Linked DNA regions of Homo sapiens: regions 1 and 3 are each linked to region 2. A link is an interaction called in ENCODE POLR2A ChIA-PET data of the cell type or tissue named here. Cell type or tissue: HepG2. All regions are shown on one strand. Region 1 holds the start of RNVU1-7 (RNA, variant U1 small nuclear 7). Region 2 holds the start of LOC100996756 (a long non-coding RNA gene). Region 3 has its middle 4.6 kb from the start of CHD1L.

Region 1 (2,500 bases), 1.7 Mb after region 2:
AACATTCCATTTAATAGTGCATGAACTTAACTGCAGACAAAGAGACAGAAACAGAAACGAAGGAATTCCTCAACTCCCGATTACAGTTAGAGAGATATTTTTCTAAAGGAATCTTCTAAGGATAAACGTACACTAAATTAAGTAGAAGACATTAAGATTTGGAGTGGTTTTCTTATTCCCTTTTACAATCAGGTTGATTAAGGTGTGAGTTGACTTTGGTACAATGCATCCATTTCAAGTTTGATGACGTGTCTATTACTCTAAAAGGTCCTCTTGTGCCCTTTGCAGTCAGTTCCGCCCTCCCCCTGAGGCCAGCAGTCAATGATGTAGTTTCTGTCACTATACAGGTTAGTTTTAACTGTTGTAGAAATTCACCTTGATGGCGCCACACAGGGTGCACTCTTTTCATCACTCGGCATAATGTTTTTGAGATGATCCACGCTATTTCATGTTTCCGTAATGTGTCCTATTTTATTGCTGGGTAGTTCGGGTAGTTGGGGTAGATCGCAGCACATTCTGGCGACAGGTGAGACTGCGGTTCTGACCTGCAGGCCTCGGTGAACATGAGCAAGGGCACCTGGGCGCCGGGAGAGACCTCCCTTCCCCTACAGAAAGCAAGCGTGTTATGTTAACAACCGAACGGGGACCCTGCTTTCATCCCAAAGAACAGCACCCGACTGCGTAGTTTCTTCCCTGGCTCTAGGAGGTGAGAACACATTCCCCGCTAGCACAGACATCCTACAAACTCCTGCGGAGGCTGCGGTTAGAAGCAGAGGCTGTGTGAAGGGTGACTCTGGGGGCTATGAAAAAACACGAAGGTTTTCACAGAGCATGAGAACCCAAAAGACTGGAGACTATGAAGCGATCTGCAAAAAGCAGCCCCAAGTAGAAAGGGAAGAGAAGAGCCCTGCGGCCACTTAGTGTTAAAAGAGCTCACGGCGGCGGAGAGGATAACACGTTACTTTCTGTTTCCCATCATTGCGACTGTAAGGAGAACACTTAACATGCCACCCAAGCCACAAAACTGCAGTTTTAAGAATAACCCTTATAGGGGAGTCTATTTTTTCATTACAAAAATTCAGGGGAAAGCGCGGACGCAGTCCCCCACTACCACAAATTATGCAGTCGAGTTTCCCACATTTGGGGAAATCGCAGGGGTCAGCACATCCGGAGTGCAATGGATAAGCCTCGCCCTGGGAAAACCACCTTCGTGATCATGGTATCTCCCCTGCCAGGTAAGTATGACTTCACACACTTCTGCCCTGTCACAGCTCCATATACCTCACCCTTTACACACATGGTCACTTGCCCCGCGCACCCCCGAGCCTTCCTAGCCCTGACACACAGCTGGGACCCTCAGGTCCGACCAGCGGTCCTGAACCCGCTCCCACGGCACGGGAGCTCCTTCGTGGTGAAACAGCCAGTGGCGAAGCAGCAGCCCCTGCGCTGCCTCATCTACATAGAAGTCGCCCTATCCGTGATGTCACCGACAGCGCCTTCCTCGTCCCGGTCTGCTTTTCTGCCCCACCCTCCGCCACTCAGCCGACCAACATGGTGCCAGAGCCTGCGGGGGCAGTGATGTCTGCCTCTGCCTCCTTTCCCTCTCTTCCCCGCCCATGGTCTTCCCCAAAGAAGCGGGTGTTTCTGTTGTAGTTTTTTGTTTGTTTTTTGTTTTGCGCCGTCTCGCTCTGTCGCCCAGGCTGGAGTGCAGTCGCATGATCTCGGCTCCCTGCAACCTCCGCCTCTCGGGTTGAAGCGATTCTCCTGCCTCAGGCTTCCGCATAGCTGGGATTACAGGCACACGCCACCAAGCCCGGCTAATTTTTGTGTTTTTAGTAGAGACGGGGTTTCACCATGTTGGCCAGGCTGATCCCGAACTCCTGACCTCAGGTAATCCGCCGACCTCGGCCTCCCAAAGTGCTGAGATTACAGGCGTGAGCCATCACGACTGCCCAGAAGCCGGTTCTTAGCCTGTGTTGCCGAGGACCTCTTTGGCAGAAATCTGGAGCCTGTCCACCCTTCTTCAAATAATGGCTTGTAATGCGCAGACTAAAACATGGAGGATTACACAAGAAACTGGTTCACTTCACATCATTATCCTTGTGATGTAGCATTCTACTTGAAATTGGAAGCCGTTCGATATCAGAGAAACCATATCTATGAAACTAGAGAGGCTGCTCAGATGACTGCAAACCAGCCATCCTTACTTGTTTTACCACTAGTAGTGTTATAAGGACGGTGGTCCAATTTCAGGAATCTTGTAGGGTTCTTTCAAATACAGCAATGTACAAATATGCTGCCCCAGCAGAGCACACTGGACACTCGGGCATGATGCTGGAGTTTGTCATCTCTTCCACGGCCTTCTCCAGACCTTAGCACTTACCTCATGTTAACACTTTATGTTCTGCAAAGACAGAAACAAAGTGGTCCAAATTTAGAAAAAATATATATATATTTGGGGGAAACTTTATTTGAGGTGCTTAACAGATTACTTTTAATC
Region 2 (2,500 bases):
TTCAAGAAAGACTTTTTATCTGGCCGGGCGCGGTGGCTCACGCCTGTAATCCCAGCACTTTGGGAGGCAGAGGCGGGCGGATCATGAGGTCAGGAGATCGAGACCATCCTGGCTAACACAGTGAAACCCCGCCTCTACTAAAAATACAAAAAATTAGCCGGGCGTGGTGGCGGGCGCCTGTAGTCCCAGCTACTCGGGAGGCTGAGGCAGGAGAATGGCGTGAACCCGGGAGGCGGAGCTTGCAGTGAGCCGAGATCCCGCCGACAGAGCGAGACTCCGTCTCAAAAAAAAAAAAAAAAAAAGACTTTTTATCTAAAGGGAGAATGAGGAAAGAAGAGAACTTTTATGAGGAGTGTGAGCCTTTCCAAATTCTCAGGCCCAGAGAGGCATTACATTGTGACAGCAACCACATTCTGCTTCCTTTTTGTACAATACTGTATTTGAAAAACAAAAAAAAAAACCTACGAGACTCATGAAATTGGACAACATTCTTTATAACACTACTACTGGTAAAACCAGCAAGGATGGCTGGTTTGCAGTCATCTGAGCAGCCTCTCTAGTTTCATAGATGTGATTTCTCTCTGATAGTCAAAGGCTTCCAATTTTAAGCAAAATGCTACTTCACAAAGATAAACAGCTTTGAAAGGAAACGGTTTTCTTTGTAATCCTAAACGTTCTAGTCTGCGAATTAAAAGCCACTATTTGAAGACCGGCGCACAGCTTCCAGCTGGCCGCCAGAAGGGTCCTCCGCAGGACACAGGTTAAGTAGTCGCTTCTTTGGGGGATACTAGATGCGGGGTCTGGGCGCACCTCCGGAAAGGACAAGGGCGGGAGGGAGAGGTGGGACAGCAGACGTCACTTCCTCCGTCGGCTCCCCCAGCGGGTTGGTAGGCTGAGTGGCGGAGGGTGGGGCGGAAGAGCAGAAGGAGACTGGGAAAGGCACTGTCGGTGACATCACCGATAGGGCGTTTCTATGTAGATGAGGCAGCGCAGGGGCTGCTGCTTCGCCACGAAGGATTTCCCGTGCCGTGGGAGCGGGTTCAGGACCGCTGGTCGGACCTGAGAGTCCCAGCTGTGTGTGAGGGCTAGGAGGGCTGGGGGTGGTTGGGGATTGGCTGGAGTGGTGCTGGGGCAAGTGACTGTGCGTTTAAAGGGTGAGGCGTATGGAGCTGTGGCGGGGCGGAGATAGGTGCAATCTTATTTATGTGGCAGGGCAGATATTATGGTTACTGAAATGCCTTTTAAACCCGACTCAACTATTTCATTTCAAGTGTGCTGTTCTGTCATTTTCTCCAAGGTGGGAAGCTCAGCTGTGTAATTTGTAGTAACGAAGCAGAAGTTACAACGAAAAGACAAGTTTTCCTGTGCTTGGCAGGGCCCCCCTCCCCCCCACCAAGGCCTGCAGTGGATAGAGCCTAGCAGATCCTGGACAATACTATCCTAAAAGCTACATCTCTGACAGTGATTTCCAGCGACTTTGTCAACACGGTCCGCCCCCAGCAAGTATAAGAGGAAAAACAACAAATGTCTTTACTGCCTTGTCTTTCCCCCTTGCCACTTGTCATTATTCAAGTTTTGTAAGTTCCTGATTTCCATTCAGTGCAGCTGCAAGGTTACCAGCTGTGCTTGCGTTGCAAGACCTGTCACAGTTTGATTAACTGCCTTCTTTCTGCTTCTGTAAGCCCTCTTGCCTGCCCCGCGAGTTTCACACCATCAAATTCCTGCTGCACCATTCAAACTAGCCAACCCCCTTTCAGAAGTGTGTATAAAAGTCAAGCCCCCTGTCTTTCTTCGGGGCTCATGCTAGGCCCGAGTGCATTCAATAAAATCCTTCTGTTCCACCCGTTGGTCTCTTTGTTCTCCTGATTCCCGCAACAGTAGTAGGGGACTGCGTTCGTGCTTTCCCCTGGTCTTTCATGGTATGAATAATAGACAGCATTTGTTTTTTTCATCTATAGTCGCAGGCCCAGTCTCAGTGATTGTATGGTGTGGTCAGCTGTTTTTGTTTTTGTGAGACCTTATTTTCTTGTTTACTGTCCTGGGACAGATGTCTGTAGTCACTTGTTTCCTCAGGAGGCAAATTTCAGTCTCTGTGGGGGAGGTCTCTCATGTTAGCTGTGGTGGTACTTGGTGGGCAGAGCTCAGGGATCTAGGCTTCCCTGCTTTGTAGATTGCTCAGTGGTCCCCAAGGCCTACTGGCTTTTAACACCACTTGAAAACCTTAGTGTTTTTCCATTGTCCCCGGAGTCACCTCTTACAGAGCCTCTTTTTTTTGTTTGTATTTTTCCCTGAGACAGAGTCTCACTGTATCTGGTGGGATCTTGGTTCAAGCGATCCTCCCACCTCAGCCTCTGGAGTAGCACAGGCACGAGCCATCGCAGCCGGCTAATTTCTGTTCTTGTTTTGTTGTTGTTGTTGTTGTTGTTTTGTTTTTTTAAGAGTTGAAGTTTCGCCATGTTGCCCAGGTTGGTCTCCAATTCCTGGACTCAAGTGATCCGCC
Region 3 (2,500 bases), 850 kb after region 2:
GAGGAAGTGTGCGCCAACTGGTCCATAGGCACCCAGATAAAACACAAGTTCTCACTCTGGTTTTTGGGACCAGCAGCCCAGCCTCCAGGCTTCAGGCCCTCCCCAGCTTGAGGGTAGGTCTTCACCGGTGACCTGCTCCCTTCCACCCAGGAGACTGCCTCCTGCTGGCATTCACAGCACCCAAACTGTTTGTGCAAAGGGGCACCTGCAGGCAAGCACAGAGGCTGAGCTGCCCCAGCACCCCCTTGGCCTCCCTCCCATGCTGGCACCCAAAGTCCTGAGGGGGCCAAAGCCATGTGTCAGTGCTGCCTGGAGTGGGTGCACACCTGGCCAGGCTGCAATAGCACCCAGCCTCAGCTCCAACCTTGCTCTGGGAATGGAGTGGGTGCTGGGAGCAGAAAGAGGCCAGGCAATGGGAGGAGACACTTCTTAGCCTGCAGGAATGGGGTGGGAGGTCTTACAGGGCCCCCAAGAGTGCAGAGATGCCCAGGTCTGCAGCTGTGGTTTGAGCAGCTATAGCTGCACCCAGGAGGGTGGGGCTCCTGCCTGCTCCAGGAACCCAAGAGCACAGGGAGGCCGAGTTGGTGGACATGACTCAGGCAGCTGCAGCTGTGCCTGAGAGGGTAGGGCTCCTGCCTGCTTTTAGCCCCAAAGAGCACAGGGATGCCCAGGTCTGCAGCTGCAGCTGGGCAGCCACAGCTGTACCTGGGGAGCAGGAAGCTCCTGCCCTGCCAACTCAGAAGGAGGCAGGGCCTCCACCTGTTCCTGGTTCCCCCAGCTCCATGGAGCTGGCAGCCCTGGTGTGCCACCCCCATTGCAAGTGGCATCATGACAGCAGCTGCTCTAGATAGGCCGTCACTGCCATCAATATGTCACAAAAGTTAAATTTCCAGTTTGGCAAACTCAAAAGCCTTCAGGGACTAGCTGGGCAGATTGCATAAACGTTACACTGCTGGTTGGAGAACATAAAGAATGAAATTCTGGGTGACCAATGTGATGGCATGGCATGACAGTCAAAAGGCATCCAGTTAAAAAGGAAAACACTGTCCTTTCAAGCAAAAAGACCGTGGGCAAATTTTGATGCCTACAATTTCTAAACTATGTTCTCAAAGATTAACTTGATAATATTACTATTTTACAACCTTACCTTTGATAGTAAAAGGGAGTGGCAATTCTCTGAGGTGACTGGGCAAGAGTCCTGTGAAACCAACTTACTTTTTTTCTATACTTCTATACTGTGGTATATTTTCCCTGGCTTTCTGGGTTCTAAATTTATTACATGTTATTTCATGACAAAGAGGTATACTGGCATCAAAAGTCAAAACACAGTTTTTCATTTCTTGCAAGAAAGAAAACCCAAGTTAAGTGTTTTTCATCCCAGCACAAAAATCTTCCACCCATGGGCACGGACCTAATTCTAACCTAAGCTCAAAGTTCCAAGTTCATTTACTCAAGAGGTCTGAATAAATGTTTACTTTGGTCACAGCTTTTATCCAATTTCCGTATCTGACTCACTAGGTGCTTCTAACTGGTGCCCTGATGTTACCTAACAGAGCAAGGATACAACAAACAGCAAACATAATTTGTTTCTTAATCTGTGCTTAATCCATGCTTGTTTTGGTAATGTCTGCACATGCTAAGTCCCACTGACAGTGTTAGTTGGTTAGCATTAATCTTATGGAGTTGCTGTTGCCAAAGGACATATCCTTTCTGTGGAGGAATAAAACAATTAACAAAAACAGCATGATTGTATAACCTGAACAATGAATGAAAAATGAGTTGAGGCTAAATTTTATTCTGGGAGTTAATCACGACTCACAGAAAACACTGGACCAGCTTCCTAAACTTTCTGTGCCTTGGTTTGCCCATCTGTGAAATGCACTCTCTGTACTTCAAAGTTATAACAATCATATGCCCTAGATTTTAAAATTGTTCCACAGGCACCTCATTCAAACATTCAACAATATTTATTGAGGGCATACTATTGTAATGCCTAACCTTGTTTTTACTAACCCTGTTTTTAGATTCTCTCTTTCCTTTAATCACCTAGCCTTGTTTCCACCTGAATTGACTGTCCCTTAGCTAAGAGAGCCAGACAGACTTCATCTTGGCTCTTTCACTGGCAGCCCCTTCCTCAAAGACATAACTTGTGCAAGCTGACTCCCAGAACATCCAAGAATTCAATTAACTGATAAAATACTGTGGCGAGCAATATCCGCAGTTCCCAGGAATTCGTCCAATTGATAACGCCCAAAGCCCCACGTCTATCAGTTTGTAAGAGTCTTAAAGCCCCTGCACCTAGAACTGTTTACTTTCTGGTAATCATTTATCCTTTTAACTTTCTGCCTACTTTACTTCTGGAAAATTGTTTTAACTAGACCCCCCCTCCCCTTTCTAAACCAAAGTATAAAAGAAAATCTAGCCCCTTCTTCAGGGCCAAGAGAACTTTGAGCGTTAGCCATCTCTCAGCCGCTGGCTAAATAAACAGACTCTTAATTCG

What was found. Peaks named below come from ENCODE experiments on the same cell type or tissue, not always from the same donor. Only the 100,000 strongest peaks of a DNase experiment are listed, where the experiment ranks them.
Region 1: POLR2A ChIA-PET joins it to region 2 with 6 read pairs; 1 of 35 experiments calls an interaction of 5 or more read pairs at or near these places.
Region 3: POLR2A ChIA-PET joins it to region 2 with 5 read pairs; 2 of 35 experiments call an interaction of 5 or more read pairs at or near these places.

Annotation. Positions count from the first base shown.
Region 1 is chr1:148,037,674-148,040,173 of GRCh38, forward strand. RNVU1-7 (RNA, variant U1 small nuclear 7) reads right to left here and starts at 1,243; the gene lies at 1,080-1,243. RefSeq lists enhancers at 584-1,119, 857-966, 1,120-1,656, 1,683-2,224 and a silencer at 1,057-1,296. In HepG2, no CTCF peak of the experiment used is centred here; a DNase peak (open chromatin) is centred at 1,018; H3K4me3 peaks cover 500 bases.
Region 2 is chr1:146,386,249-146,388,748 of GRCh38, forward strand. All of the region lies in intron 3 of LOC112268274 (a long non-coding RNA gene), which reads right to left. LOC100996756 (a long non-coding RNA gene) reads left to right here and starts at 299. Exons shown (of 2, transcript XR_159169.5): 1 at 299-1,074; 2 at 1,298-1,841. In HepG2, no CTCF peak of the experiment used is centred here; a DNase peak (open chromatin) is centred at 1,313; H3K4me3 peaks cover 808 bases.
Region 3 is chr1:147,236,811-147,239,310 of GRCh38, forward strand. It overlaps a transcript of CHD1L not described here. Among named protein-coding and RNA genes, the nearest start is that of CHD1L, 4.6 kb to the right of the region's middle. RefSeq lists an enhancer at 1,359-1,503 and a cis regulatory region at 1,425-1,438. In HepG2, no CTCF peak of the experiment used is centred here; DNase peaks (open chromatin) are centred at 941, 1,491 and 2,401.